Linked DNA regions of Homo sapiens: regions 2 and 3 are each linked to region 1. The links are chromatin loops, found by intact Hi-C in ENCODE. Cell type or tissue: mammary epithelial cell. All regions are shown on one strand. Links, peaks and the distances in the headings refer to the core of each region. The heading gives the core; the rest is flanking DNA.

Evidence for each region. A loop is a pair of places that touch in the nucleus more often than their neighbours do. Peaks named below come from ENCODE experiments on the same cell type or tissue, not always from the same donor. Only the 100,000 strongest peaks of a DNase experiment are listed, where the experiment ranks them.
Region 2: it touches region 1 in a loop (8-fold over the local background); 13 of 110 quality-filtered maps call a loop at or near these places.
Region 3: it touches region 1 in a loop (14-fold over the local background); 109 of 110 quality-filtered maps call a loop at or near these places.

The regions. Positions count from the first base shown.
Region 1 is chr22:41,513,698-41,524,358 of GRCh38, reverse strand. ACO2 (aconitase 2) reads right to left here. Exons shown (of 18, transcript NM_001098.3): 5 at 8,824-8,982; 6 at 8,442-8,592; 7 at 6,728-6,832; 8 at 5,787-5,878; 9 at 4,083-4,188; 10 at 1,372-1,529; 11 at 1,081-1,154; 12 at 418-529. Among named protein-coding and RNA genes, the nearest start is that of POLR3H, 25 kb to the left of the region's middle. RefSeq lists enhancers at 9,154-9,760, 9,761-10,367. In mammary epithelial cell, for the core only: a CTCF peak has its summit at 6,419 (motif pointing right); a DNase peak (open chromatin) is centred at 6,708; H3K27ac peaks cover 474 bases.
Region 2 is chr22:40,918,062-40,928,722 of GRCh38, reverse strand. It overlaps XPNPEP3 (X-prolyl aminopeptidase 3), which reads right to left. Exons shown (of 10, transcript NM_022098.4): 8 at 6,210-6,390; 9 at 4,241-4,361; 10 at 1-2,454. The coding sequence ends at 2,288. Among named protein-coding and RNA genes, the nearest start is that of RBX1, 28 kb to the left of the region's middle. In mammary epithelial cell, for the core only: a CTCF peak has its summit at 5,808 (motif pointing left); no DNase peak of the experiment used is centred there.
Region 3 is chr22:41,399,099-41,409,759 of GRCh38, reverse strand. It overlaps TEF (TEF transcription factor, PAR bZIP family member), which reads right to left. Exons shown (of 4, transcript NM_003216.4): 4 at 10,434-10,661. Among named protein-coding and RNA genes, the nearest start is that of TEF, 22 kb to the right of the region's middle. RefSeq lists a silencer at 1,359-1,408, a cis regulatory region at 7,213-7,226 and an enhancer at 7,148-7,292. In mammary epithelial cell, for the core only: a CTCF peak has its summit at 5,788 (motif pointing left); DNase peaks (open chromatin) are centred at 5,769 and 7,579.

The DNA of each region.
Region 1 (10,661 bases), core at 1,459-9,458:
CACGGGAACAATGGCAAAGGCCTCGCTTTTGTGGAACTCCTACCTGGGGTTGGAAACTGCATGTGTCCCACGCACTTTCCCAGGTAATCCCGAGGATTACGGGGACACAGAGAAGGTAAGTGACTTGGCCACACTCATACAGCGAGTTAGAGGCAGGGCTGGGATGTGTCCTAGGCAGTGAGTGAGATTCCAAATTCCATGCTCATAAGCACAAACCACTGTATAAATATCTCATAATCCCATGACCCAGGGAGCCCCAGGCAGGAAGCACCAAGCATGCGCCTGAGGCTGGGAAGGCCTGTAGCTCCTGGCTACCACTTGGATGACCCCAGTCCCCATCTCCTTCTGCCTCCTCCTCTGACCCGCCAGGGACCCCCAGAGGCCATCCCAGGCTTGTGCGCAGCTGGGCAGTCTCACCTCTGGGGACGTGACAAAGGCATGGGTCTCGGGGTTTGCGTCGTTGCGGCCCGTGAAGTTCCTGTTGTAGGAGGTGACGATTGTGTTCTTCTCCCCCTTCTTGATGTCCTTCCTGCCAGGTCAGAGGGATCAGGGTTAGGGATATCTGGCCTTGTCACCTGGCCTGTCCCGAGGACAGATAAGCTGGGTTCCTGTGGCGCAGCCCAGCCTAGCTCCTACCGAGGGAAAATGAAGAGGCCCTGCCAGGGTTGCCTCCTCCTGGGGCCACGCGCAGAGCAGAAGGGAACCTCAGGATCACTGGGCCCAGCCTGCAACCACACGTAAGCCAGAGGCAAGGCCTTGGTCAAGGCCTGAGTTTCCTGACCTGGGGCACTGCCTCCTCCCAAACGGCTCCTGCTGTGTCCGTCAGGGTGAGGCCGCGCTGGCTTCCTCCTGCCAGCCCAGGCTTCAGCCAAGTTGCCCCCCAGTGCCTCTGCAGGGCCCTTCCTCACCCAGCCCCTCTTCCCAGGCATGTCTGCCAGAGGCTTCTAATGGGCAAGAGTCCCTGGAGCTAGAGACCTTGGCTGGAGTCTCTTCTCTCCACCCCAATAATTCCCCCTCCAACTTCTGGGGCTCTGTACCCTGTGCACAAGGGGCTGTCTTGTCAAAAGATACGCCTCTTACCTGTCCCACTGGCCAATGCAGGGGCCACAAGCATTGGCCAGGACAATGCCACCCAGATCCCTCAAGATCTGTGCCTGCCAGGGAGAGAGGAAGACAGAATGTCAAGGGTGGGTGAGAGTCTGATGGGAAGGGGTGATGTGGTGGCTGCAGGACGAAGTGCTGTACTGGAACCCCAGGGCAGCCACTGGGACCTGCCCCAGCCCCGGCCCAACAGGCCTCTGGGCTTGTGCCGCCTGGAGGCATTACTCAGCATGGGGTGGGGGAGATGGGCAGGGGGATATGGGCACTCACATAGCCGTCCCGCTCAATGGTGGCGCGGATCTGCTCGGAACCTGGAGTGATGGTGAACTGGGACTTGCACTTGAGGCCATGGGCCAGTGCCTGCTTGGCCACAGCTGCTGAGCGCCCCATATCTTCATAGCTTGAATTGGTGCAGCTACCAATTAGACCTGGTGCATTGTGGGTGGTGGGGTTAAGGGTCAGGAGGAGACAGTGAGCAGAGGTCTCCACCTGACTTCAAATTATCCAGACTTGGCCAAAAGAGTTCACCATCTGGGCTGGGCCAGAGACTTTTTTAACAGAGACCAGTTGCAAGCAACCGAAATATCCAACAATAAAGGACAGGCTAACTCATGACGTGGCGTCATTTGAAGAAAGATGCTGTAGCCATTGGCCATGATGCTGAACACATTAGGACTATGACCCCTTTTACAGCAATATCATGTACACGTGTAGGCACGTCAGAGGGCTCATACGAACAGCCATCCTTGATGGGCTGGGGCTGACAGGAGATGCTAATTTTCTTCTTTTATACTTTCTAGTATTTTCTGGGTTTTAAAGATTGTTTTATAATCAGGGCAATAAGAGTTCTTTTTAAAAAGTCTATAAAACCTGAATAACATCGCACTTTCTGTCTAGACAGTCTCTTTTTGTTGTTGTTGAGATGGGGTCTTGCTCTGTCGCCCAGGCTGGAGTGCAAGGGCACAGTCGAGGCTTGCTCACTGCAGTCTCTAACTCCTGGGGCTCAAGCAACTCCTCCTGCCTCAACTTCCTGAGTAGCTGGGACCCACAGGTGAGTACCACCACACCTGGCTAATTCAATAAATTGTTTTTGTAGAGACAAAGTCTCACCATGTTGCCCAGGCTGCTCTTGAACTCCTGGGATCAAATGATCCTCCTGCCTCAGCCTCTCAAAGTGTTGGGACTGGCCAGGCGCGGTGGCTCACACCTGTAATCCCACAACTTTGAGAGGCCGAGGCAGGCAGATCACTTGAGGTCAGGAGTTCCAGACTAGCCTGGCTAACACAGTGAAACCCCCATCTCTACTAAAAATACAAAAATTAGCCAGGCATGGTGGCGGGCGCCTGTAGTCCCAGCTACTCGGGAGGCTGAGGCAGAACTGCTTGAACCTGGGAGGCGGAGGCTGCAGTGAGCCGAGATTGTGCCACTGCACTCCAGCCTGGGTGACAGAGCAAGACTCTGTCTCAAAAAAAAAAAAAAGGGTTGGGATTACTGGCAAAAGCCCATATAACCAGCCAAGATAGTTTCTTTTATTAATTTAGTAATTTACTTTCTAATTATTAAACCACCAAATATTTTTTTTCTTAAAATTACTTCAATGAATAAGGGCGAACACATTATATTGCCCTTATTTTCGGCCAGACGGTATAGAAATCTCTTTTCACATATTGTCACTTCTCCAGACAACTTTATTTTTTATTTATTTTTCTCATTGGTGATAGCAGCAGTAGGCCCAACACCACCTTCAAAGGTGTCAGTACGATCATGACTCCTGTTTTACAGATGGGGAACCCACACATAGACAGTGAAGTAGTTTGCTCAGGGTCACTCAGCTGTTAGTGGCTGTTAGGTGGCAGAGCCAGGATTCAAGCCCAGGCCATCTGGCTCCAGGCTCCATGCTCTTCACAGCCACACTGTACCCAGCAGCAGCAGATGCCAGTGACTGGCATGCCAGGGCGTCTGCATGTGTAAAGCATGAAAAGTCACATAAAGCAGCATGGGTGATATAAAATGTAAAACGGGAAAATCTATGCACACAATACACAGAAACACAGCACACCTCTCCAAGAGCTCTAAGAGCTTGCTCCTGGCTGGGGGTTGAGATTAGGAGTTTTAAAAATTCTTCTTGATTGTGAATATTCTCTACAATAAACATATTTTTCTTTTCTGCCAAGAAAAAGTAATTTTTCTTTTCTTTCTTTTTTTTTTTTTTTTTTTTTTTTGGAGGCAGGCTCTGTTGCTTGAGTCTGCAGTTTTGAGTCTGCCTTTGTTGCCCAGGCTGGAATGCAGTGGTACCATCTCGGCTCACTGTAGCCTTGACCTCCAGGACTCAAGTGATCCTCCCACCTTAGCCTCCTGAGTAGCTAGGACTATAGGCATGCGCCTCCACACCTGGCCAATTTTTTTTTTTTTTTCTGAGACGGAGCCTCGCTCTGTCACCCAGGCTGGAGTGCAGTGACACAATCTCGGTTCATTGCAACCTCCGCCTCCTGGGTTCAAGCGATTCTCCTGCCTCAGCCTCCCAAGTAGCTGGGGCTACAGGTGCCTGCCACCACCCCTGGCTAATTTTTTGTATTTTTAGTAGAGATGGGGTTTCACCGTGTTAGCCAGGATGGTCTCGATCTCCTGACCTCATGATCCACCCATCTCGGCCTCCCAAAGTGCTGGGATTACAGGTGTGAGCCACTGCCCCTGGCCAATTTTTGCATTTTCTTTTAAGAGACGGGGTTTTTCCATGTTGCCCAGGCTGGTCTTGAACCCCTAGACTCAAGTAATCCACCTGCATTGGCCTCCTGAAATGCTGGGATTTCAAGCATGAGCCACCACTTCTGGCCGAAAAAGTAATTTTTCAATAATAAACCCATTTCAGAAACTGCCCACCTTAGAAAGTGCCACACAGTAGGCATAGGTGATTGTCTACAGCCCTGGGCAGAGCCACTGGCCCTGAGACCTGCTAAACAGATGGGGTGGAAGGTGCTCACCCACTCGGATGTCCAGAGGCCATCCTTCCTTCTCTGCCACCTTGCCCACTTCTGCCACAGGGTGAGCCAGGTCAGGGGTGAAGGGCCCATTGATGTGTGGCTTCAGCTGAAGAAACAAACATGCAAGGAGAAGAAAGAGAGGAGGGAAGAAACCTTGAAGCGGGGACAGCCTCTTTCACTGCCTCACCACGTCCCCACAGAGAGGCCAACGACTTTCTCTTGACTGAAACCTCATCACAGGGAAGAACTGAGCAGTTGGCTCTGCACACACCCGCTCCCGGGCTCCCTCCAGCCCTGCAAGGCTGGGCTCAGCTCTGCAGATGAAGGAACTGAAGCTCAGAAGTGACATGCTGTGCTTGAAGTCACATAGCTAGGAGACAGCAGAGGCATGGAATGGATCAAGGCTGTCAGCTTCCTAAGTTCATTATCTCCCATTCGATGTTGCTTTTGGAATCTTTTTTTTTTTTTTGAGATGGAGTCTCGCTCTGCTGCCCAGGCTGGAGTGCAGTGGCACGATCTTGGCTCACGGCAGCCTCCGCCTCTCGGGTTCACACCATTCTTCTGCCTCAGCCTCCCGAGTAGCTGGGACTACAGGCGCCCGCCACCACGTCTGGCTAATTTTTTTGTATTTTTTTAGTAGAGACGGGGTTTCATCACATTAGCCAGGATGGTCTCAATCTCCTGACCTCATGATCTGCCCGCCTCGGCCTCCCAAAGTGCTGGGATTACAGGTGTCAGCCACCATGCCCGGCCGCTTTTGGAATCATGACAAAAATGGACTTAAGGCCAGACGCTTTACATATCATAATCATCAGTAAATGCGAGGCACTCAGCTATGTGCGCAGCATGCAGTAAACCTCCGTCAGTGTTAGTTACATGAATTCATTCAATCCTCACGACTGCTGTAGGTTCCACACGTGATGGAGCAAGGGGCCTACAGAGGCTAAGTGCGTGACCAAGGCCACACAACTTAAGTGGCAGAGCCGAGGTGTGAACTCCTGCAGACGGGATCCTCTAGCCTGCCCTTCCTCTGGCTCTGCAAACACCTGCTCTGATCTGTGCGTCTCAGGGTGCCTAACCCTGCTGGGATTTGCCCTCTGAACTCAGATAACAAAAACCCTTCAGGGTGAAACCTTGGCTTCTCCTAAAGCTGAGCTGGTGGCAAACTGACATCCACTTCTGGTTCAGCAGCCAGAGCTACCTCTGCTCTCCCCGTGGCTGTGTCTCCCCCCTCCCCACCCACTGCTCCAGGCTGCTTCAGGAAGCAGTTTGCAGGAACACTGGGGACCCAGGGGCCCACGAGTCACCCTGAGGTTTTTCTTGTTTTGTTTTTGAGACAGTGTCGCTCTGTCGCCCAGGCTGGAGTGCAGTGGTGCGATCTCGGCTGACTGCAACCTCTGCGTCCCGGGTTCAAGCGATTATCTTGCCTCAGCCTCCTGAATAGCTGGGATTATAGGCACATGGCACTATGCCGAGCTAATTTTTGTATTTTTTTTTTTTTTTTTAGTAGAGACGGGGTTTCACTATGTTGGACAGGCTGGTCTTGAACTGCTGACCTCAACTGACCCACCTGCCTTGGCCTCCCAAAGTGCTGGGATTACAGCTGTGAGCCACCACCCGGCCCTCAGTGAGTATTTAGGCAGGACCCGCCCTGCTCCCCACTACTCTCAGAAACTTCTTGAACCCAGTTAATTGTCTCCTCACCTCACTGAGGTTAATTTCAATTAGTTGGTCATAATGGCAGCCAGGGTCAGGCACCAAGTGATCCTTGAATTCATCAGCTAGATTGGCAATGTCTGAAATCAACAAGGGACGGGGATGGAGCACGTGAAACATAAACTGTTCTTGAGAGTTCACTCACCACCCACCTGAGCACCTGCCAAACACCAGGCCCACCCTGGGCACTGACTAGGCCAATGAAGAAACCAAGGCTGCTGTCTCTGCCCTTACAGAGCTCACACCCTAGTGCAGGAGCTGTCAGGGACACGGAGACACAGAGGAGGAGCGCCAGCTAAGGTTCAGAGCCGGGGAGGGTGTCCTGGAAGTGAAGAGCTGGGTTTTGAAGAAGCAGTCACTCAATAAGGAAAGGGAGGAGCCTTCCAAGGATTCCACGTGCTTACGGCTCTCCCCATGGCCCCTGGTCTCTGGCTCCTCGTTCACTCCCACAACGCACCACCCTTCACAGGTGCCAATGCCCTCTGAGCTCCAAAGAAGCCAGGCTAGAGCCTCAGGGAAGTTGTCAGGGGAGGCTGGGAAAGTGGTTCTCCTTCCAAATGTTCCCCTGCTAGGTCAGGAATTATCAACAGAAGCGATCCATGTCATTTCCGGAGTTTCCTGTAGGGGGCAGCAGGGACCAGGCCGAGAAGGGCGGGCATTCAGCCACCTTCCAGGGAAAATGAAATGCCCATCCTGAGGTGGGGCTATCTTGAACTCAGATGCCAGGCCCTTTGAGAAGCTGGAGAGAGCTCCAGACAATCTACTCAGAAACATATTGCACCTCTTCAGGGCTTTCTCAGAGCCTCGGACGCCTGTCTGGAGACAATGGGTTAAGAACCCCTGCCCTACAGGGAAAGGCATAGCTCTGTCTTGGGGAGGAGCGGGCATGTGACTGTTCCACCCACACGGGCCTGCCCCTGCCAGCTCACCTTCCCGGCCGGTCTTGCTCAGGTACTTCTTCATCCTGTGGTTGTAAGGGAACACGGAAGTGGTGGCCCCAATTTCTGCACCCATGTTGCAGATTGTCGCCATGCCTGTGGAGCAACAGAGCCCCGGGCATTGGCTGGTGGCCGGGCCAGGGTCCCACACACCTGCTACGCGGCCACCTGCATCTTCACACCAGGGAGCTGCATTGCTTCTCCTCCCACTCAGAGAGATGTGGTGACAGCGGGCCGACTCATCCCTTGAGGCCCTGGGTAAAAACCTGGGCCGGTGAGGGGAGGCCATGGGGATCAGAGCTCAGGGCCCCAGCTCAGGGTGGCTGCTGGGTAGAATGAAGAGGACTCAGGTGAAGATTCAGCCCCCACACACTGAGCTGCGAGCTTGGGGCCTGACTGTCGCCCAAGAGATTGAACAGGCACCACGTACTGTAGGCTGACCTGACCAGACACTGCCCAGTTGCTATTCTTTTTGGCAGGGGAGGAACTGGCTCAGAGAGATTCAAGGTCATGCCATAAAGCACATAAAGGTAGATGCTGACATTCGGATCTTGGTCTGTCTGCCTGGTGGCCTGCCCTCCTTCAGCCATACCATGGTGGAGACACTTTTCTGTGTCTCAAGTTTTCCAGTGATGGAGGCCGAGGTGGGTGGATCACCTGAGGTCAGGAGTTTGAGACCAGCCTGGCCAACATGGTGAAAACCCATCTCTACTAAAAAAAAATACAAAAAAAATTAGCCAGGCATCATGGTGCACACCTGTAATCCCAGCTACTCAGGAGGCTGAGACCGGAGAATTGCTTGAACCCAGGAGGCGGAGGTTGTAGTGAGCCGAGATTGCACCACTGCATTCCAGCCTGGGCGACAGAGTTAGACTCTGTCTCAAAAAACAAGAACAAAAACAAAAACTGAAATGATACACACTGTCTGGACCACAAAGCGTCACAGAACTGGTGGGGCTCACAGGTACTGCAGCTGCTACCAGGCCACCTGCCTCAGGAGCCACTAGGACGGAGGTATGGGCCTGTTACCAACGTCCTGACTGAGCAGTCCCGTGGCAGGAGTGAGCCCCCATCACTGCAGGGGAACCAGAGTTCTGCAGGGCTGCCAGGGAGCCCAGGCAGGCACCTGGGAAGTCTAGACTGTTACAAATCTCCCTGGATTTCTGAGGACCAGGCATCCAGGCCAGGTCACCAGGAGTGACAGGCAGGGAGCAGCTGGCTCCTACCTGGTCTTGGAGGCGGACAGGCACCGATCTCTAATCCAAGGGAAGTGAGTGAGGCTCGAACTTCAGCGAAGGGAGGATGTGGGCCTGCAGCTGCTTCATGAATGAAGCCCTGGCTCTGCCCATTCCCACCACTGCCTCTGTCCTCTCTGGATTCGTCTAGATCACCCAAGGTGGCCTAGTGCTATGGCCTGGGCCCAGCAGCAGAAGCTGACTTGGCTCCTAACCGTGTGTGGCCACACAGTTAGGAAGTCACCGGCAGCCTCGACAGGTATCTCAATCTCTTCATCTGTTTAATGAGGATGTGGACTAGACAATCTCTAATGCTGTCTCCAATTTTCCTTCTACCTCTGTCTATCCCAAGTCCCCAAATGGAACAGACAGATTCTCAAGTGAAGGCCATTCACCGCTTCTACTCCCAACTGGAGACCCATCAGGCCCAGCACAGGGTAGGGGCCACGTCGCCTGGCCGCCTTCCTCACCAGTGCAGGAGATGGAGTCTACACCAGGCCCGTGGTATTCCACGATTGCACCTGTGCCACCTTTCACCGTGAGGATGCCTGCCACCTTCAGGATCACATCTTTGGGTGAGGACCAACCGGAGAGAGAGCCCGTCAGCTTCACGCCAATCACCTGGACAGGAGGGGGCGAGGCGGCTGTGAGAGGCCGTGTGTGCCTGTGCCAGCCACGAAGTCAGGATGGCCCTGCTGCCATTCACATTGCTGCTTATTGGTCTCTACCTCCCTCCCAGAAGATTCGAGTCTAACTTGTTCCCTTTTCCCTCCTGGGTCCCACCGTCTCCCGTTCATCCCCACCAACCACCACCCCACAGCCAGCCCAGAATGAGTCCCTCCCCACCCTCACCTTGGGGCACTTCAGCTCCCAGGGGATCCCAGCCATGACATCCACAGCATCGGCACCCCCAACTCCAATGCAGATGCCCCCAAGGCCGCCACCATTGGGGGTGTGGGAGTCAGTGCCAATCAGAAGAACACCAGGGTACGCATAGTTTTCCAGAATAATCTGAAAAATAATCCAAGATGTTATATTTAGAAGCCCTCAGCCGAGAATACCAAAAAATGGCCCCACTGACCCGGGGCCTCCCAACCACGTCCAGCCACTCTCCCAGGATGGAACTGGTAGGAGCAGCCCCATTTAATCCAGGCCGTCTCCAGGGTGGCCAAGAAGAGCCAGAGCCTTGGGAGACAGGTGGCCTGGGCTCTTGAATAGCTCTGATATTTCCTGCTATATGTCTTGGGCCTTTGAATGCTGCCCCATGCCTCAGTTTCCTCATTTGTAGCACAGTAACCAAACACCCATACCACCATGACCCCAGGATGTGACAAGAACCAGAGAAACTGTCCTGTGATGGGCCCAGGCCCGGCCTCATCCTGGGTGTGGAGCATCCCCACCTGGCTTCTCATCGGGGTTGGTGGTTCTTCCAGGAGCTGGCTCCAGCCCCACAAGGCCCCTGAGGAAGAAGTCCTGGGAGGCCCCAGTGGGTACACAAAGCTATGAACTTTTCCTCAACTGCAAAGAATAGGTGATGCCTCGTCCACTTCAGCATCTGGAGGTGGCTCTGAGAACCCATGTGACTTGCTCAAGGCGCGATGCCACCCTGCCTCATCACCTGTCCCATTTCACAGTACTCCCTTCACTGAGGCGCTCCTCCCAGCCGTGGGGAGCACTTCCCCCAAAACATTTGGTAAGAAAGGCAGCAACACCTCAACACCCAAGTGCTCAACACCTTGGGTGCTGTATAGGCTCAACACCCAAGTGTGGCCCAGGCACCAGGCACCTCTGAGGCACTGGCCCCCTGAAGCTGCAGGACACTGCTTGGCAAGCCCTGAGCCAGGCGTCCTGTATCGGGGGGTCTGAGGTCTGGCCCCACCATCTACTAGTTGTTGTGGGACCATGGACAAGTCACTTCTCTCGGAGCTCAGTTTCCCTATCAAGAAATAGCTAACAATCGTGCTCACATCATTGGTTCACTGATGACTGGATGAGATCCTGTCCATGAGGCACAGAATAGTGCCTGCGGGAAGCAACATTTTTATTTATTGTTTTGCAGCAAGAGCCTTCACCTGAGGTTCTGCCGCTCATCAGTCAGATGGAGTTAGTGCCCCACCCGGGGATGTGGGGAAGAACACATGAGAGGTGTGACAGGCTCTGTGAACTCTCAGGACCCACCAGTGCTCCCAGAAATCTTACAGAAACCCCAGGGCCTCTGCCTCAGGACAAGCATCTGCCTAGCAGACTCTAAGGTCCAAAGGTCTCATCTCTTGGGGATGCAGAGGGAAGACCTGGCTGCGAAGAACTGGCCAATGCTGCCACGTACAAGGATTTAAGACTAGTGCATCCCTAAAGAGCCTCAAGCTTGTAAAAGTTGGATCCACGAAGGCTGGGCACACAGAATTCGGGGTGGTCTACACGGTGTAGACACTTGTGGTCCACACGGTGTAGACACTTGTGGTCCACATCCAGGGGGAGAGGTCAGGCAGACATGAGGACTGCAGAAGATGTCACGATGACGCTGGCCGTGACAGTGAGCTCCCCGGTCTGTGGGTGTGGCTGGACAGATGGGGGTGAGGGCTGGGAAGAAGGACTAATGCCTAGAACTACACCTGGAAATTCAGCCATCCATCCACACAACACACACATACATTAAGGACCTGCTCTGTACTGACCTGGTCCCAAACCCA
Region 2 (10,661 bases), core at 1,062-9,061, 600 kb after region 1:
AAACCCTCAAATTTGTGTTCTAACAATTGGCATGTTTTATACATCTTGACCTCATATCCAGGTTTAAAGGAGGTGAACACACTGGTTCTTAAAGCTTCCCTCTATCACAGACGCTCCTAAATAAGCTATCTGTGGTAATCTAGCCCTGTTCATCTTGCAAACTGAGTTGCTGTATAATTGTATCCAATGTTTGTGTTTAAAAAAATATGACTCTTACACCGGGCGCAGTGGCTCATGCCTGTAATCCTAGCACTTTGGGAGGCTGAGGTGGGCGGATTGCCGGAGCTCAGGAGTTTGAGACCGGCCTGGGCAACAGGGTGAAACCCTGTCTCTACTAAAATACAAAAAATTAGCTGGGCATGGCAGCGTGCACCTGTAGTCCCAGTTACTTGGGAGGCTGAGGCAGGAGAATTGCCTGAACCCAGGTGGTGGAGGTTGTAGTGAGCTGAGATTACGCCACTGCACTCCATCCAGCCCAGGCGACAGAGCGAGACTCTGTCTCCAAAAAAAAAAAAAAAAAAGAAGTATGACTCTTTACCACTGCACTCCCAGTGCTAGTATCAAAGAAAGATAAGAATCATAGGATATTTACGGGTACTTGGTAGATTCCATATTTTGTTTCTATTAGCACTAGAGGAAATCACAGAATGATAACAGGGGTACTTCTCTGAAAACTGGGCGCTACTACTGTGACTCTGACAGGGTACGTAAGTAGAGGATCTGCTCCTGCGCAGCACAACAGCTAAAAGGGTAACCTGTGAGGGTCAGTGCATTAAGAATCTATAGAGGGAGCAGGGATATCTGCGAAAGAAATCTTTCTTTTTTTTTTCTTTTTTTTTTTTTTTTTTGAGACGGAGTCTCGCTCTGTCACCCAGGCTGGAGTGCAGTGGCGCGATCTTGGCTCACTGCAAGCTCTGCCTTCTGGGTTCACGCCATTCTCCTGCCTCAGCCTCCTGAGTAGCTGGGACTACAGGCATCCGCCACCACGCCCAGCTAATTTTTTTTGTATTTTTAGTAAAGACGGGGTTTCACCGTGTTAGCCAGGAGGTCTCAATCTCCTGACCTCGTGATCCGCCCACCTCGGCCTCCCAAAGTGCTGGGATTACAGGCTTGAGCCACCACGCCCGGCCAGAAATCATTTTTTTCTTTTCTTTTTATTAATTTTTGAAGTCATCATTAAGAAATCAACTTTAAATTGAAGAGAAAAGATGGCAGGATGTCAGGATTTTATTTATTTATTTGTTTTTTTGAGGCAGAGTCTTGCTCAGTCACCCAGGCTGGAGTGCAGTCGCATGAGCTCAGCTCACTGCAACCTCCACCTCCCAGGTTCAAGCAATTCTCATGCCTCAGCCTCCCAAGTAGCCAGGATTACAGGCATGTATCATCACACCCAGCTCATTTTTGTATTTTTAGTAGAGACAGTGTTTCACCACGTTGGCCAGGCTGGTCTTGACCTCCTGGTCTCAAGAGATCCACCTGCCTGGACCTCCCAAAGTGCTGGGATTACAGGCGGAACCGCTGTGCCCAGCCCTGATGTCTGGATCTTTAGTATATACATATATAATTTTCTTTCTCTTCCATTTCCATCTTTATCAAGAATCTAAACACTTTCCAGGTCCCAGGCAACCAAATGGCAAGAAAAGCTCAGAAGTGTTTTGTTTGGTAGGTAGCTAGTGTTGCTGGAACCTGGACTGTGGCTGACTAGTAAGACTGCAGGACACCAGTGCCCCTGAGGGCTCATATGGCTCCAGTAGATATGCAGGATCTAGAATAGGTAGGGAGGAGTTACAGAAGGTATGTATTGGCCGCCCACAATCACCGAAAGATGAATTTTTGCATAGGCAGAGACCTTGGTAATTAGCTAAAAATACAGGCATCACACAAACTTCTTATGATATTGGGTTGATCTCAGCAAAAGTATAGAAAGGGAAGGACTTGAAAGAAGAAGTGAATTTTCTATATGTTTAAATGTGTTAACTGGAATGCATGGACATGTGTAACCAAGACCTTTATGTTTAAAAATTAAACTTGCTCTGATCATTAATTCTATAGAATTAATGTTACCAAAGCTGCAGTAACATACTATTCAAAAATTCATTTTCCCAGACTTCTAACTACTTAAAACAAAAAACCCCCCACACACAATTACATACATTCACACAGCTGCTATGCTCCCAAATGGAATGCATATATTAATGCACACACAGAGACACTCAGAAAGCACACGTGCAGGGCTGCCAGAAGACACCCATTTTGAACCTGAGGTGCATGTGGGCCGCAGTGAAGGTCAAGAAGCCTGGCTGCATATCTGTTCAATGTCATTCATCTCTTTGGGACAGTCTGCAGAAAGGATGAGAGGTGAGTCCTGAGTCACCACTACATCATCCTCAATTCGTACACCAAGACCCCGAAACTTCTCTGGGGCATCTTTGTCATCCTCTGGAATATAAATGCCTGTGAAGTAGAAAGAAGAACATGCTGTTCAGGAATGATAGTAACTGGGTGGTTTGGGGCAAGTAAGTTAACCTCTGGGTTAAAATTCCTTCCTCTGTAATACTGGATCTTTATGGTACCTACCTAGTAAAGCTGTGAGGATTAAATGAGATAATACATGTCAAAGTGGCTGGCATATAATGGTCAACACATGTTGGTATCATTACTAAAATTATTATTGTGGTTATCTTTATATTGGACTACAAGCTAAATACAACTACGGCAATGCTGATCATGATTCTGTCATATTCTAGTGGCTCAAGCAGGCCAATAAAGTTACTTAATTTAAAAGTACGTCAATATATGTGGGGGACAAGCAGATTATGTAAGTGCATTCTTCCCCTGCCTAAGAGTCCCTTGGAAAAAGAGCACCTTGCAAAAATAAAGACAAAATATATTTAAACTGTATTCAAAGAAACATTTAGAGATTATTAGCCTTGACAACTGGAAGCTGCAGAGACAGTCATTATAAGATTTAAATATATCTGATGTGTGTAATATAAAATACAAGAGAAACTGAAAGACTTTAATGTACATTTGGAAAAATGTAGGAACCCCAGGTACCCTTTCTAATCATGAAGTTAGACACATACCAGGGCTTTTTATATTAAACAAGTTGTAAACTTCCTCCACTATCCTCACAGATACTGCTCTGCGATTGAAAAAGAAAGATCAGCAAAGGAAAATGTAGCGCAGTCTAAGGAAGCGCCCATGTACCAAACAGATTGAACTAAATGATATATCTATGGCCACAGATAGCAATGTATGACTAGGTTCAAAGGGTGGCATAAAAGACATTTCACAGCCATAATTTATACAGAGATTAAAATACTTGAAATCTAAAATTTAGATCTGTTTTCAAAACAAAACCAGCATCAGTATTTAACCATCAACTCTGACAACATCAATCTTCACACACCATTGTGGTCACTGCTTCTCTTCAGAATCCTGCCCAACACCCAGGACCATTCAAGTTAGGTAACGTATCCGATTGTTAGCTTTCTCTGAAGCTTATGAGGAAGGCGATGGATACTAAGGAGTGGGATGGTGCTGGGTAGCTCAATGCAGCTTGCAGAGGTGTTGAAACTGAGAGCATAGTGTGTCTGCCTGTCTCTCTGCACACAAGCACCGGGGGCTTTGGAAGCTTGAGCAGCCCCCCACTACTAAATGGGAGACCAGTACAAACTGGCCCTGGGAAAGGCAGGATTAAAAAAGATTCATTTCTTAATATCTACTTATAGGAAGTATTCCCCATCTGTTGTTTATTGGAGGAGTCAAACTGAACAAATTGTGTGATATTAAATAAGAATACAAAAGATAAATCGAAAATAAAATTACCTTCCACACTGGACTTTTTTTCCTGTCTCTTCTAACTTAATTACATTGGTTGAGGTAAAAATAAACAATGTGGCTGGGCGCGGTAGCTCACGTATAATCCTAGCACTTTGGGAGACTGAGATAGGTGGATCACCTGAGGTCAGGAGTTCGAGACCAGCCTGGCCAACATGGCGAAACCCCGTCTCTACTAAAAATATAAAAATTAGCCAGGCGTGGTGGCCGACACCTGTAATCCCAGATACTCAGGAGGTTGAGGCAGGAGAATTGCTGAACCTGGGGGGCGGAGGTTGCAGTGAGTGAAGATCACACCACTTCACTCCAGCCTGGGCGAAAGAGCAAAACTCCATCTCAAAAACAAACAAACAAACAAACATTTACCTCATACTACTATTGTAACACCTCTCCTTACCGGGCTCAATTGTGATTACCATCCCAGGCTGCAGAGGGAGGGAACGGGGCATGTCTGGAGTGTCATGGACATCCATCCCGAGGTAGTGGCCAACATGATGAGGACAGTATTTTCGAGCAGCCTGGAAAAGATAATTGTCACAGTATCATTAGAGCAATGACCTCTTACAGGGAATGCTGGGCAAGTATAAATCAGTGAGATATGTGTTATTATCTCCCCCATGGTTCTGCCACTTCAGTTTAATCCCTCCTTGGGCTAATACTTAAAGGCACCTGAAAAACTGCGACCTCTTACATGCAATTCTGCCAATGGCATTCTCATCAATCCACATTTCCATTCCCGCTATTTAATATACTACATACATGCAGACTTGAGTAATTCCAACTAATGACTGTGGCAAATGAAAGTCTCTTTTCTTCAGTACCACAGGAAAGATAAAAATAAAAGAAAGAAAAAAAAATCTCTTTTCTTGGGAAAGAGAGGATGACTATTATCACAGTTCTCTTTCCAATGTTCGTTCACACATCCCTCTCAGGAATCTACTCTGGAGACCCTAAATAGCTCACAGCAACTTGTGGAGAAGGCACACTTTTGGGCACCTACCAGCTTGGGTATTTCTTTCTTTTTTTTTGAGATGGAGTCTTGCTCTGCTGCCCAGGCTGGAGTGCAGTGGTGTGATCTTGGCTCACTGCAAACTCTGTCTCCTGGGTTCAAGCTATTCTCCCACCTCAGCCTCCCAAATAGCCGGGATTATAGTCATGTACCACCATGCCTGGCTAATTTTTGTATTTTTAGTAGAGACAGGGTTTTACCATGTTGGCCAGGTTGGTCTCGAACTCCTGACCTCATGTGATCCGCCTGCCTCAGCCTCCTAAAGTGCTGGGATTACAGGTGTGAGCCACTGTGCCCAGCCAGCTTGGATATTTCCGTCAGTTAGTTAAAGATTTGTTGGCCCAAGCAACAGCCAATTTATAGCTTCATTTTTACTGATAACAGAAGTCCTAGAAGGCTTAACTTGTAGGTAGGAGATGCCTAATGGTCTATCTGACTTAGGCATCTAGTATCTTAATTTTAAAGCTGAGGTTTTACGTTTTTACTGAACACCATCACATTTTGGATGCAGAAAAAAAATTCACTAATGACATGGTCTTTGGGAATATTGCTGAAGTGTCAAAAATGTCACTTAAACAACAAATACCTTCTCCTTTGACCTACAGAATAACCCATAAAAGGATTAAAAGTTAATCTCTCTCTCTTTTTTTTTTTTTTAGACACAGGGCCTTGTTCTGTGGCCCGGGTTGGAGTGCAGTGGTGCGAACATAGCTCACTGCAGCGTTGAACTTCTGGGGTCAAGTGATCCTCCCACCTCAACCTCCCAAGTAGCTGAGACTAGAGGTGTGTGCCACCACACCTGGCTAACTTTTAAATTTTTTGTAGAGATAGGGTCTTGCTATGTTTCCCAGGCTTCTCCTCATTTCTTGTTTCCTTTTTCACCCTGTCGGCACCAGACTTCATTTTAAGTTTTCTGAATACTGAGCTAGTTATGCAGCATGTAATGAATCAGCATGTGCTGCCATCTTCTGGAAGAAATAAGTACTGACTTCCTTTGTTTTAATCCATGTTAAAGCTAAATCCCTTTTATAGATCACAAAGATGATTTCTAAATCTTTTCTTTTTACTTAAAAAACCCTGTGTGTGTATGTATATATATCTACGTATGTGTGTGTATATATATATGTGTGTGTGTGTGTGTGTGTGTGTATATATCTACATGTATATAGATGGGTCTTGCTATGTTGCCCAGGCTGGCTTCAAGCAATCCTCCTGCCTCAGCCTCCTAAACTACTGGGATTACAGGCATGAATCACTACATCTGTCCCATTTCTAAGTCTAATTAGCTTTATATAGGGTAAAAACCTAGCAGCATGCTAGGTGTTCTTGAGAACTGGGGTCAAGAGAAGTGAAGTACCTTGAAGGCATTATTTTCCTTAATGTTCTTCATGATCCCCAAGTCTTTAAGCTTCTGTCCTATCAGGGTCAGCATCATGCTGTAGATGTTCTCCAAGCTTGTCCCAGGGAAGCAGAGGGCCAAACAATCTCTTTGGATCTCTAGAACGGCTTCATAGAGTTCTGCCTGAGGTGCGGTGAACCTGGGGACGGGAAAACCAAAGAACCTGAACTTAGATAATCTGATATTCTAAGAAGTTTGCTACTAAGTTTGATTAGAAAAACCCCAAGATGCTGCTGTTGCTGGGGCACTGTTGATGTTTAATAAGTACCAATCTATCAATATGGCCAGGAGCTCAATCATGTCCTAGGTGCTCAGTAGGAAGGGCAACAATCCTTCAAGCTGGAGCAGCAACACAGTCTCTTCTTCAAATGGTCAGGAGAGACATGAAGTAGGGCCAAAAGAAGCACTGAGCCATGAGTGCAGTCAGTGGGCAGATGAGGCTCAGCCATGATCCTGTTTAATCCCTTACAGCATAGACTACCATTAAAAAAAAAGGCAAGAAAGCCTAGGGACCCACTTCTGACAGGTGAAGCAGATACCATGGGATAAACTAGTCAACATCTGGGCTACTAGTAATGTACTAGCACTTAAGTGTCTTTAGAATAACAGTTTCTTTAGCAATTACGAGATAAAAAAGTGACCTGGGATGATACATGATATGTATTCTCACATACTGTTGATAGGAGTATAAATTAATACAGCCAATTACATCAAAGGCCTTAAAGATGCTCATATAACTAGAGCTTATAATTCTACTCTAATATATCCAAAGAAAATATTTGAAATTCAAAAAAGCTGAATGTACTAAAATGTTCGCTGTAATTTTATAATTGTAAATTATTAGACAAACTCTAAATGTCCCCTAATAGAAGAATGCTTAACTATAATAGCATAAGAAACCCACAGCATAATGTACCCATACCCCAGCCCACCACAGTATTACTAAATAATCATTTTTGTAATAGTTTTTTTTTTTTTTTTTTTTAGAGACAAGGTCTCACTATGTTGCCCAGGTTGGTCTGGAACTCTTCAGCTCAAACGATCCTCCTGCCTTGGCCTCCCAAAGTGTCTTTATATACACTAAAATGCATACATTTGAACGGTACAATTTTGACAAATTCATGTACCAAACCTATTGAAGCTGGGAACAATGAACTCCTAAATTCTGCTGAGTCTTCGTTGCCAGCAGAAGTGGCCCTTCCACCCCCGTCTGAGAAGGTTAACCCTGTTTTGCCTGAAAACTTGTAGGTATGTCCCTTGAGGCAGTTGCCTTGGTTCTACTAGAATTGTAACTACACTCAAGTCCCAGCAGGCTCCAAGTTAGGCAGAAAGCTTGACCCATGAGGAGGTCCACTCCACACCAAAAAGAACTGCATGAGGGGCTGGGCGCGGTGGCTCACGCCTGTAATCCCAACACTTTGGGAGGCCGAGGCGGGTGGATCACCTGAGGTCGGGAGTTCGAGACCAGCCTGACCAACATGGAGAAATCCCATCTCTACTAAAAATACAAAATCAGCTGGGCATGGTGGTGCATGTCTGTAATTCCAGCTACTCGGGAGGCTGAGGCAGAAGAATCGCTTGAAACTGGGAGGCGAAGGTTGTGGTGAGCCGAGATTGCGCCATTGCACTCCAGCCTGGGCAACAAGAGTGAAACTCCGTCTCAAAAAAACAAAACAAAAAAAGAACTGCATGAGGTTTCCAATTTCCGAAAGACAAAAATCTGGGAATGTGGGTGGGAATGAATATTTATGGTGTGGGATAATGGTAGAAGGAACACAGTTGCATCAGGCAACTTTACTGATATGGGTCCACTAATCAGAGACTCTGGATTCAACGTTGCCGCTGAAGGGGTCAGAAAAGTTCTAACAGTTTGTTGCCTAGCTGGCTGAAACACAAACCAAAAGGTAACCCACAATACATAAACACAAATGCCACAACTGCTTTGGTATACTGGAGAAGGAATTCTGCCTCAAGACTATAATATAAACCCTGCCTGAGTTTGGACTGAAGTCTGCCCTATAGATTTTGGACTCAAGCCTTATACAGACCATTTCCATCTCCCCTGAAAGCCTCCTCATGTTCATTTCTTTTTTTCTTTTTTTGAGATGGAGTTTCGCTCTTTCACCCAGGCTGGAGTGAAGTGGTGCGATCTCGGCTCACTGCAACCTCTGCCCCCACCGGGTTCAAGCGATTCTCCTGCCTCGGCCTCCCAAGTAGCTGGGATTATAGGCGCCCACCACCACGCCCAGCTAATTTTTGTATTTTGAGTAGAGATGGGTTTCTGCCATGTTGGCCAGGCTGGTCTTGAACTCCTGACCTCAGGTGATCCACCTACCTTGGCCTCCCAAAGTCCTAGGATTACAGGCATGAGTCACCACGCCTGGCCCACATGTCCATTTCTAATCAATATCCCTACTTTCCGAGGCAAATGCTATTGTGATTATTTTGACCTTAGTTTGCCAAATCTAGAACATCATATAAATGGAATCATATAATATATACTCTTTTGTGTCTGGCTTCCTTCACTGAACATAATCTATGCTCAGTGAGGGTAGAAGGTTGTCTATGCAGTACATCCATGGTGGTGCTTCAATCAGTAACAAAAAACATTCGATCAGTAATTAAAATGTTCTTTTTTATTACTGAGTGGTATTCCATTGTATGAACAGACCACAATTTGCATATTCATTCTCCTGTTGATGGACATTTTGGTTGTTATACTATTGTGAATAAATGCTGTTATGAATGTCCTTGTGCAACCCTTTTTGTTGAGAAATGTTTTCATTTCTCTTAAATACCTAGAATTTGGCTGGGCATAGTGGCTCATGCCTGTAATTCCAGTGTTTTGGCAGGCCAAGGCAAGAGAATCGTTTGAGCCCAGGAGTTGCAGACCAGCCTGGGCAACATAGCGAAACCGTGTCTCTACAAAAAAACAAAATATTAGCCAGGCATGGTGGCACGTGCCTATAATCCCAGCTACTTGGGAGGTTGAGATGTGAGGATCGCTCTCTGCCTCAGCCAACCAAGTAGCTGAGATTACAGGCACCTGCCACCACACCCAGCTAATTTTTGTTATTTTAGTATGGACGGGGTTTCACCATGTTGGTTAGACTGGTCTCGAACTCATGACCTCAAGTGATCCACTCGCCTTGGCCTCCCAAAGTGCTGGGATTACAGGTGTGAGCCACTGCACCTGGCCTTTTTACAATGTACTTCTATTCTTCCAGCTGGATAATTTCTATTTATCTTCAAGTTTGCAAACTTCTGCTGTCTCCAATCTACAGTTAAGTCTACCTGGTGAATTTCCTGTTTCAGTTAATGTACTTTTCAGCTTTAAAATTGTCATTTAAAAATTTAAAAAATTTTTAATTGTAAAACAAAACACAGATATAAAAAGCCAAACAAATCAATCAAACATAAACCTTAAGAAATTATTCAGTGGCTGTATTAAAAATACAAAAATTAGCCAGGCGGGGTGGCATCTGCCTGTAGTCCCAGCTACTTGGGAGGCTGAGGCAGGAGAACTGCTTGAACCTGGGAGCCGGAGGTTGCAGTGAGCCAAGATTGCGCCACTGCACTCCAGCCTGGGCGACAGAGCAAGACTGTGTCTCAAAAAAAAAAAAAGAAAAAAAAATTATTATAAGGTGAATACCAGTCAGATAAAACAACAACAACAACAAAAAAAAAACCCACCAAAACTTGGCAGACTATCCCAGAATACCCTTCTATAGGTCCCAGAATAATGACAATCTTACCAACAAATATCCCTCGTCCTAACTTTTTTTTTTGAGATGGAGTCTCGTTCTGTTGCCCAGGCTGGAGTACAGTGGTGTGATCTCGGCTCACTGCGACCTCCACCTCCCGGGTTCAAGTGATTCTCCTACCTCAGCCACCTGAGTAGCTGGGACTGCAGGCACCCACCACCATGCCCAGCTGATTTCTGTGTGTGTGTGTGTGTTTTTAGTAGAGACAGGGTTTCACCATGTTGGCTAGGCTGGTCTCAAACTCCTGACCTCAGGTGATCCACCTGCCTTGGCCTCCCAAAGTGCTGGGATTACAGGCGTGAGCCACTGCACCTGGCCTAACTTTTTTATTTTGGAGACAGGGCCTTGCTCTGTTACCTAGGCTAGAGCACAGTGATGTGATCATAGTTCACCGTAACCAAAAATTTCAGGGGTCAAGTGATTTTGCCACCTCAGCATCCTAAGTAGCTGGGATTACAGGTGTGCGCCACCATAGTTGGCCAATTTTTTGTATTTTTTGTAGATATAGAGGTCTTGCTGTGTTGCCCAGACTGGTTTTGAACTCCTGGCCTCAACTGATCCTCCTGCGTCAGCCTCCCAAAACACTGGGATTACCAGTGTGAGCCACCATGCTAGCCATATCAGTTTATAGTCAGTTAATTGTGAT
Region 3 (10,661 bases), core at 971-8,970, 110 kb after region 1:
CATAGCTGCCCTGGAAAGCTGGGCAAGGACGAGAGGACCAGAATCCTCTTTTCTTTTTTTTTTTCTTTTTTTTTTTTTGCTCTTGTTGCCCAGGCTGGAGTGCAATGGCACGATCTCAGCTCACTGCAACCTCCACCTCCCGGTTCAAGTGATTCTCCTGCCTCAGCCTCCCAAATAGCTGGGATTAGCCACTATGCCCAGCTAATTTTTGTATTTTTAATAGAGATGGGGTTTCACCATGTTGGCCAGGCTGGTCTCGAACTCCTGACCTCAGGTGATCCGCCCAACTCGGCCTCCAACAGTGCTGGGATTACAGGCATGAGCCACCACTTCCAGCCCTGAATCCTTTTTTTTTTTTTTTTTTTTTTTTTTTTCAGATGGAGTCTTGCTCTGTCGCCCAAGCTGGAGTGCAGTGGTGCAATCTTGGCTCACTGCAAGCTCCACTTCCCGAGTTCACACCATTCTCCTGCCTCAGCCTCCCAAGTAGCTGGGACTACAGGCTCCTGACACCACGCCCGGCTTATTTTTTGTATTTTTCGTAGAGATGGGGTTTCACCGTGTTAGCCAGGATGGTCTCGATCTCCTGACCTCATGATCCGCCCACCTCGGCCTCCCAAAGTGCTGGGGTTACAGGCGTGAGCCACCGTGCCTGGCCCTGCACTGCACTCCAGCCTGAGCGACAGAGTGAGACTCCATCTCAAAAACAAAACAAAACAAAAAATGGGAAACTAAGGCTCAAAGGGGAGGAGTGACCCAGAGAGTGGCCGTGGCTAGAATGCGGGGTGTGTCTATCCTCCAGCCCCACGAGAGGTGAGATTGACTTACCTTGCCCAGCCCAGCCCAGCCCAGCCCAGCCAGCCAGAGTTGGCAGTCCTTTTTCTTTTTTCTTTTTTGAGACGGAGTCTCGCTCTGCTGCCCAGGCTGCCCAGGTTGGAGTGCAGTGACACGATCTCAGCTGAGCTCACTGCAACATCCACCTCTCAGGCCCAAGCAATTCTCGTGCCGCAGCATCCTGAGTAGCTGGGACTACAGGTACCCACCACCACACCTGGCTAAGTTTTTGTGTTTTAGCAGAGAAGAGATTTCACTATGTTGTCCAGCATGATCTTGAACTCCTGAGCTCAGGCAATTCACATGCCTCAGCCTCCCAAAGTGCTAGGATTATAAGCGTGAGCCACTGTGCCCGGCTAGAATTTCCATTTCTTGATAGTTCAGTTCAGTGCAACACAGAGAATAAAAGCACAGACTCTGGACCCAGATAGATCTCAGTTTGAGTCTGCCTGTAACATTTCTTAGCTATGTGATCTTGGGCTACTCACTTCACCTCTCTGTGCCCTAGTTTTCTTTTCTTTTTTTTTTTTTTTTTTTTTTGAGACAGGGTCTCGCTCTGTCGCCCAGGCTGGAGTGCAGTGGCACCATCTCGTCACTGCAAGCTCCGCCTCCTGGGTTCACGCCATTCTCCTGCCTCAGCCTCCCGAGTAGCTGGGACTACAGACACCTGCCACCACGCCCGGCTAATTTTTTTGTATTTTTAGTAGACATGGGGTTTTACTGTGTTAGACAGGATGGTCTCGATCTCCTGACCTCGTGATCAACGCGCCTCGGCCTCCCAAAGTGCTGGGATTACAGGTGTGAGCCACCGCACCTGGCCGCTGTGCCCTAGTTTTCTCACCTGTGAAATGCGATTTATAATAAGATGTAACTCACAAAGGGTTGTGGGAAAGACAGTTTGAGAAAATGCTTGAAAAGCACTTAGCAGACTGGGCGTGGTGGCTCACGCCTGTAATCCCAGCGCTTTGGGAGGCTGAGGCAGGTGGATCACAAGGTCAGGAGTTCGAGACCAGCCTGGCGAACGTGGTGAAACCCCACCTCTACTAAAAATACAAAAATAGTCTGCTACCACCACCACCACTACCGCTCCTCTTATCTCCCCAGGGGACATAGTGACCCTTGAGTCAAAAGAGCAAGAGCCAGGTTTGTTACTCAAGGGCAGGAGCCAAGAAAGAAAGTGCCTAGGCCCCCTTACTAAGCCCACACTCCAGCCGTGTCAACAGAAAGTTCACCAGAGCTGGGTTCAAATCCTACTTACTGGGTGGTCTCAACCAAGTCACTTAATTGTTCTGAACCTGTTTTCCTATCTATAAAATGGATGTAAAGATACCGTAAAGGGCTGTTGTGAGGTTGAAATGAATGGGCATAGAAAGCATCTGCTGTCCTGGCACGGTATAGTTCATGCCTGTAATTCCAGCACTTTGGGAGGCTGAGGTGGGAGGATCACTTGAGCCCAGGAGTTTGAGACCAGCCTGGGCAACACAGGGAGACCCTCATCTCAATTAAAAAAAAAAATCTGGCCGGGTGTGGTGGCTCACGCCTATAATCCCAGCACTTTGGGAGGCGGAGGAAGGTGGATAGCTTTAGATCAGGAGTTCAAGACCAGCCCGACCAACATGATGAAACCCCGTCTCTATTAAAAATACAAAACTTGGTCAGGGGTGATGTCGGGCACCTGTAATCCCAGCTATCCAGGAGGCTGAGGGAGGAGAATCACTTGAACTCGGGAGGCGGAGATTGCAGTGAGCTGAGAGCTGAGATTGTGCCACTGCACTCCAGCCTGGACAACAGAGCAAGACTCTGTCTCAAAAAAACAAAAACTGACACAGTAAGTGCTCAATAATTACATGACCAGGCACGGTGGCTCACACCTGTTATCCCAGCACTTTGGGAGGCTGAGGCGGGCAGATCACTTGAGGTCAGGAGTTCGAGACCAGCCTGGCCGACATGGTGAAACCCCATCTCCACTAAAAATACAAAAAGTAGCTGTGTGTGGTGGCATGCGCCTGTAATCCCAGGTACTTGAGAGGCTAAGGCAGGAGAATCACTTGAACCCAGGAGGCAGAGGTTGCAGTGAGCCAAGATCACACCACTGCACTCCAGCCTGGGTGACAGAGTGAAACAGTCTCAAAAAATAAATTAATTAATTAAATAATCACATATCTTGAGCAGGAAAAGAGCCAGGCTGACTCTGTATGGGGAAGAGGGGAGGTGTTGGGCCCCTCCAGCTTAATCCCTGGACTCCCTTATGCTAAGGAAGTCCACAGCCTCCTTGACTACTCTGGCAGGAGTGAGAATAATGCTGTATGCCTCAGGGAAGCAGGGATCTAAATTCAAATGTATGTAAATATCATGCAAATCAGGAAGCACTGGGTCCTTCCAGGGGAGAGATGGAGAGAGAAGATCCAGTTACTAGGGACTGGGGATGGGGGTAGGGGGCTGGAACAGAAGCAGGGTACCCCAGAGCCTTCACAGGGCACTGCCCCAGCTGCCAATTGAGCAGCTGCCCCAGGCCCTGTGGGCCCCTCCTGGCATGGATATGAAACCTCCTGGGCCGGGTGCAATGGCTCACGCCTGTACTCCCAGCACTTTGTGAGGCCGAGGCGGGCGGATCACGAGGTCAGGAGATCGACACCATCCTGGCTAACATGGTGAAATCCCGTCTCTACCAAAAATACAAAAAAAAAAAAAAAAAAATTAGCCAGGTGTGGTGGTGGGTGCCTGTAGTCCCAGCTACTCGGGAGGCTGAGGCAGGAGAATGGCATGAACCCGGAAGGCAGAGCTTGCAGTGAGCCGAGATAGCACCACTGCACTCCAGCCTGGGCGACAGAGCAAGACTCCATCTCAAAAAAAAAAAAGAAAGAAAGAAACCTCCTGGTGCCCTGGGATCCGCGGACTCCTCGGTCAAGGTGAGAGAGTCCCTGGTGAGGACACACACAGACCCATTTGTGTACACATATGCTAACCCTGCCAGACGCAGTTGGACGCACACACATATACCCAGGAACAGTCACAGACACACATAGACACAATTGTACACACACTGAGACACAGGCACTCGGGCAACTCAGGCTCTGGGCCTCAGGGCAGGGGAGGCCCCAGAGATCTTGCCCCACTTGAAAAGGCAGTGCTGAGGCCCCAGGGGCCCCTGGTTTCCTGTCCACCCACCTTTTCCCCAACCCACACACACGGTACCTGCACACACCACCCCCACTCGAGGAGGCCCCTGAAAAAGCTCCCTCCTTGGCCTCATCCTGATATGGCAGGCCTGCTCCGTGCACCCCATGGGGTTCCAGTTCTTGCCCACATTTATTCTTTTTTTTTTTTTTTTGAGACGGCGTCTCGCTCTGTCGCCCAGTCTGGAGTGTAGTGGTGCAATCTCGGCTCACTGCAAGCTCTGCCTCCCAGGTTCACGCCATTCTCCTGCCTCAGCCTCCCGAGTAGCTGGGACTACAGGTGCCCGCCACCACGCCCAGCTAATTTTTTGTATTTTTTAGTAGAGATGGGGTTTCACCGTGTTAGCCAGGATGGTCTCGATCTCCTGACCTCATGATCCGCCCGCCTCAGCCTCCCAAAGTGCTGGGATTACAGGTATGAGCCACTGCACCCGGCCCATTTATTCTTTATTTATTTTAAAAAAAAATTTAACATTTATTTATTTATTTAGACAGTCTCGCTCTCGCCCAGGCTGGAGTGCAGTGGCACAATCTCGGATCACTGCAAGCTCTGCCTCCTGGGTTCACACCATTCTCCTGCCTCAGCATCCCGAGTAGTTGGGACTACAAGTGCTAATTTTTTGTTTTGTATTTTTAGTAGAAACGGGGTTTCACCGTGTTAGCCAGGATGGTCTCGATCTCCTGACCTTGTGATCTGCCCGCCTCAGCCTCCCAAAGTGCTGGGATTACAGGCACGAGCCACCGTGCCCGGCCCACTTTTTTTTATTTTTGAGCCAGAGTCTCTCTCTGTTGCCCAGGCTGGAGTGCAGTGGTGCAATCTCAGCTCACTGCAGCCTCTGACTCCCAGGTTCAGGTGATTCTGCTGCCTCAGCCTCCCGAGTAGCTGGGACTACAGGTGCCTGCCACCACACCTGGCTAATTTTTTTGTTATTGTTTTTGTTTTTGAGATGGAGTCTCACTCTTTGTCGCCCAGGCTGGAGTGCAGTGGTGCGATCTTGGCTCACTGAAACCTCTGCCTCACAGGTTTAAGCAATTCTCTGCTTCCCGAGTAGATGGAATTACAGGTGCGCACCACCACGCCCGGCTAATTTTTGCATTTTTAGTAGAGATGGGGTTTCACCATCTTGGCCAGGCTGGTCTTGAACTCCTAACCTCGTGATCCACCTGCCTCAGCCTCCCAAAGTGCTGGGATTACAGGCATGAGCCACCAGGCCTGGCCCCAATTTTTTTGTATTTTTAGTAGAGATGGGGTTTCACCATATTGGCCAGGATGGTCTTGAATTCCTGAGCTCAAGTGATCCGCTCATCTTGGCCTCTGAAAGTGCCACTGTGCCCAGTCTATTCTCTCTTTTTGACAGATGGGGAAACTGAGGCTCAGAGCCAGGCTTGTCAAAGGCATATGGAGGACTGGGGGTGGTGGGATACAAATTCAGGCAGCAGATAGACTCCAAGTCCGACGCCTCTGCAGAACCCCTCATCCCAGATGCCTGGCTGAGCTACCATCCCCACCCAACTCCCTCCACGTCCCCTCCCTCCCCAGAAAGAGCCTAGAAGCACAGGCCTTGGGCGGCAGCCAGCCCTCCCTTCCTCCCAGGCTTCTGTGCAAGCCCTTGGACCACGTATGCCAGTAGCCATTGGAGGGCAGGAGGGGCGGCGGCTGAGTCAGCTGGTGCCCACAGCACTGCCTGGCACGGAGGGCCCTGGAGGCTTTGCTGAGAGGACAGATCTGGAGGCTGGACCCGAGGTCACCGCCCAGGACGTGTCTACAGCTCCACCTGGTGGTGATACAACACCGCTGTCACACCCAGCTCTGGTGTTATCCTCCCCACAGCCAGGTCAGCAGATATTTGGGGAGCAGCTACTGCTGCTGCGCATGGGCAGGCCAGGCACTGAGAACAGAGCGAGGCTGAGGAGATGTGGGGGCACGCACTCCAGGCAGAAGGAACAGCAAGTGCAATGGCTCTGAAACAGGAAGGAGTTGGGAAGACCCAGGAGGAGCAAATGGGTTAAAGAACTAGACTTGGGTGCCAAGGATGGAGAGGAAGAAAGGCAAGGCTCGGTGGTTCACATCTGTAATCTCAGCACTTTGGGAGGCCAAGGTGAAAGGATCACTTGAGGCCAAGAGTTTGAGGCCAGCCTGGGCAATACAGTTAAGACCCTGTCTCTACAGGAAATTTTTTTTTTTTTTGAGACAGAGTTTCGCTCGTCACCCAGGCTGGAGTGCAATGGCATGATCTTGGCTCACTGCAACTTCCGCCTCCTGGGATCAAGCAATTCTTCAGCCTCAGCCTCCTGTGTAGCTGGGATTACAGGTGCCCGCCACCATGCCCAGCTAATTTTTGTATTTTTGTAGAGACAGGGTTTCACCATGTTGGCAAGGCTGGTCTCGAACTCCTTAACTCAGATGATCTGCCTGCCTTGGCCTCCCAAAGTGCTGGGATTACAGGCATGAGCCACTGCATCCAGCCCCATTTTGTGCTGGTATGAATAGAGATTTATTTCTGACAGCTCGGGAAGCCGGGAAGCCCAAGATCGAGGGCTGCATCTGGTGAGGGCCCTCTTGCTGTGTCATAACGTGGCAGAAGGCATCCCATGGTGAGAGGGAGCAAGAGCTCCAACGTGCAGCTTCAAGCTCTTTGTTTTTAAGATGGAGTTTCGCTCTTCTTGGCCAGGCTGAAGTGCAATGGCCCGATCTCGGCTCACCACAACCTCTGCCTCTCGGGTTTAAGCAATTCTCCTGCCTCAGCCTCCCAAGCAGCTGGGATTACAGGCGTGCGCCACCACGCTCAGCTAATTTTTGTCTTTTTAGTAGAGACGGGCTTTCTCCATGTTGGTCAGGCTGGTCTTGAACTCCCAACCTCAGGTGATCTGCCCGCCTTAGCCTCCCAAAGTGCTGGGATGACAGGCATGAGCCACCGCACCCAGCCACCTCAAGCTCTTTTATATCCATTCGTGAGGGTGGAGGCCTTACGATGTAAACACCTTCCATTAAGACCCACCTCCCAACACTATTGCATTAGGGATTAAGTTTCCAACCCATATATTCTGGGGAGACATTCAAACCATAGCACCGTCCTGCGTGCTGTACGCTGGGAAGACATAAGAACAGTGAGGAATGGTGCACCGGGCCTTGTGCCTTAAGAGGGAGGGCCAGCTGGAGGCAACACACTGAGGCCCTTGTCCTGTCCCCTCTACCTCTGATCCTTGACCTTTGCCCCGTCCCCTCTACCTCCCTGTAGTCTGGACTTCCTGGAGTCAGCCTGAAATCCAGACCTGAGTGGACGCCCACTACTCTGTTTGGAGAAACCTATGGGACAGCTAGGCAGTGGCTTGCTGTGTGCCTAGCTCCTGATGACAGAGCTGCAGCTTAAAATAAAAGCCTCCTGCTCAGCACTTACTTAATCCTGAGGGGACCGGGCATCAGGACGCATGGTTGCGAGGATTTGCTTAAGTGAGAGGCTGATGAAAGCTCCCTGAGGGCTGGCTGGGGGGTTGGGGCACCCATCTTAAAACCTGTTTCTGATTTCCTTTGCTGCTCACCCCTATCTCTGGCTGGCAGCTTTCCCGGATTAGCTGCTGACGTCAGGAGCTGCCAGCTGGGCCAGCCTGGCACAGCCACGGGGCAGTGTGTGAAGGGCTGTCTGGTAATAGGGTGCAGTAAAGGAAGGGGGCATGTGTCCAGCTTCGGAATTTGTCCTTGAAGGAGCTGGGGTGGAGGGGAAGGAGAAGGGTCGAGATGTGCTGTCAGGCACGCACATGTGACCTGTGTAGCGCATCCTTGTTGGACAGAGAGAGAAACAGCTCAGGGAAATGGATAAGTTGTCCAAGACCACACAGCTGGTCTGACCCTGGCTGCATCCCACACCAGCTGGTAGACAACCCGCGATGGGCAGCAGCTGCTGGGACTGGAGGTGATGGTCTCCATGTAGGTCCGTACCTTCCTCTCTGTCACCATAATGGCAGCTGCTGAGTGGTGTTTGCCCTGCTCCAGGTGTCTTCGTGGGACAACTGTCTTATGAAGCTGGTGTTCGTTTTTGCTTTTGTTTTTTTTTTTTTGAGATGGAGTTTCGCCTTGTTGCCCAAGCTGGAGTGCAATGGCACTATCTCGGCTCACCGCAACCTCTGCCTCCTGGGTTCAAGTGATTCTCCTGCCTCAGCCTCCTGAGTAGCTGGGATTACAGGCATGTGCCACCATGCCTGGCTAATTTTGTATTTTTAGTAGACAGGGTTTCTCCATGTTGGTCAGGCTGGTCTCGAACTCCTGACTTCATGATCCACCTGCCTCGGCCTCCCAAAGTGCTGGGATTACAGGCGTAAGCCACCGCCCGGCCGCTGGTGTTCCATTCTACAGGTGAGAAACTGGAAGCCCAGAGAAGGGAAGTGACTTGCCCACGATCATACCCCAAATTGGTGATGGAGGCAGGGTTTGATCCTAGGACCGTCGGAGTCCAAAGCCAGTGCTCTGCCATACATACAGAGATTTCACAGCTTTGACATGTTTCAAGCCCATGCCCCTGTGCTTGCCGTGGCTGCACAGATCTCCGCTTTGAGAGAGCGCATTTGCATGCAGAGTAGAAAATACAGAGGGGGCCAGGCGCGGTGGCTCACACCTGTAATCCCAGCACTTTGGGAGGCCAAGGTGGGTGGATCACTTGAGGTCAGGAGTTCAAGACCAGCCTGGCCAGGCTGGGCACGCTGGCTCACGCCTGTAATCCCAGCACTTTGGGAGGCCGAGGTGGGACGATCACAAGGTCAGGAGATTGAGATCATCCTGGATGATACGGTGAAACCCCGTCTCTACTAAAAAATCAAAAAAAAAAAAAGTTAACTGGGCTTGGTGGCAGGCACCTGTAGTCCCAGCTACTTGGGGGAGGCTGAGGCAGGAGAATGGCGTGAACCCGGGAGGTGGAGCTTGCAGTGAGCCGAGATCACACCACTGCACTCCAGCCTGGGTGACTGAGCGATAGTCTCAAAAATAAATAAATAAAAATAAAAATATATATATAAAAGAAATATTTGCAGGCTGGGCGTGGTAGCTCATGCCAGTAATCCCAACACTTTGGGAGGCCGGAGGTAGGCGGATTGCCTGAGTTCGGGAGGCCGAGGCGGGCAGATTGCCTGAGCTCAGGAGTTCGAGACCAGCCTGGCCAACATGGTGAAACCCTGTCTCTACTAAAAATACAAAAAATTGGCCGGGTGTAGCAGCATGCGCCTCTAGTCCCAGCTACTTGGGAGGCTGAGGTGGAGAATCGCTTGAACCCGGGAGGCGGAGGTGCAGTAAGCCGAGATCCCACCACTGCACTCAAGCCTGGTGACAGAGCAAGACTCTGTCCCCCCCCCCAAAAAAAATTATAAATGTTTTATAGCCAAAGAACAGGAGAAAAGGAAAACCCTCAAGAGTCCCACCAAGAGGATCCAACTCTTTAGTCCTCTCGGTTTTTTTTGTTTTGTTTTGTTTTGTTTTGTTTTTGAGACAAGTGTCGCTCTATCGCCCAGGCTGGAGTGCAGTGGCGCAACCTTGGCTCATTGCAACCTCCACCTCCCAGGTTCAAGCAGCTCTCCAGCCTCTGCCTCCCAAGTGGCTGGGATTACAGGCCTGCACCACCATGCCCAGCTAATTTTTGTATTTTTAGTAGAGACAGGGTTTCACCATGTTGGCCAGGCTGGACTCAAACGGACTCAAACTCCTGACCTCAAGTGATCTGCCTGCCTCGGCCTCCCAAAGCACTTGGATTACAGGCGTGAGCCACCGTGCCTGTCCTTTCCTTTTTTTTTTTTTTTTTTTAGATGGAGTCTCGCTCTGCTGCCCAAGCTGGAGTGCAGTGGCATGGTCTCAGCTCACTGCAACCTCTGCATCCCAGGTTCAAGCGATTCTCATGCCTCAGCCTCCTGAGTAGCTGGGATTACAGGTGTCCGCCACCACGCTCGGCTAATTTTTTGTATTTTTAGTAGAGATGGGGTTTCACCATATTGGTCAGGCTGGTCTCGAACTCCTGACTTTGTGATTTGCCTGCCTTGGCCTCCCAAAGTGCTGGGATTACAGGCGTGAGCCACCGCGCCCAGCCCTTTCTTTTCTTTACAGAGCTGCCATCACGCATTCTCTATTCGAGAACACTTGTCATAAGCAGTTCCCTGTCTTCTAGTTGTGTAGCACCTTTACCTGTTCAAACTGCTTTTGGTCTAATATTTGTCCCTCCTCAATATAAGCAAGGCGAGAATCACTTCCATCTGATAGATGAGGAAACTGAGGCAGAGTGGTTGGGGTCAGATGCTAAGAGTGTCTGGACTGTGATGAAGGGGGTGTCTGGGGTGGATTCTAATGAGATAAAAGTTTTCCAGCTTGACTCTCCAGCTCCTAGGCCAACACTCAAGAGAGGAAACTCAGGGTTGGGGGTGGGGAGAAGGACAGAAAAGACAATCCCAACATTCTCATTTCAAAATATTTAATTTTGTCTGAAAAGGATACATTCCCGGCTTCCCTCCCACCACATCACTCCGGCCCACCAGCAGTGACACACTCGCACGCACACACGCACATAAGGCCAATGGGCTACGGTCTGCTTCTGCCCTCTCTGGCTGGGAAGAAGGAATTTCTCTCTTGCCTCCTTCCCCCAACAAAGGTAAAGAGAGGGGCCCGCTGGAATGCCAGCTCCC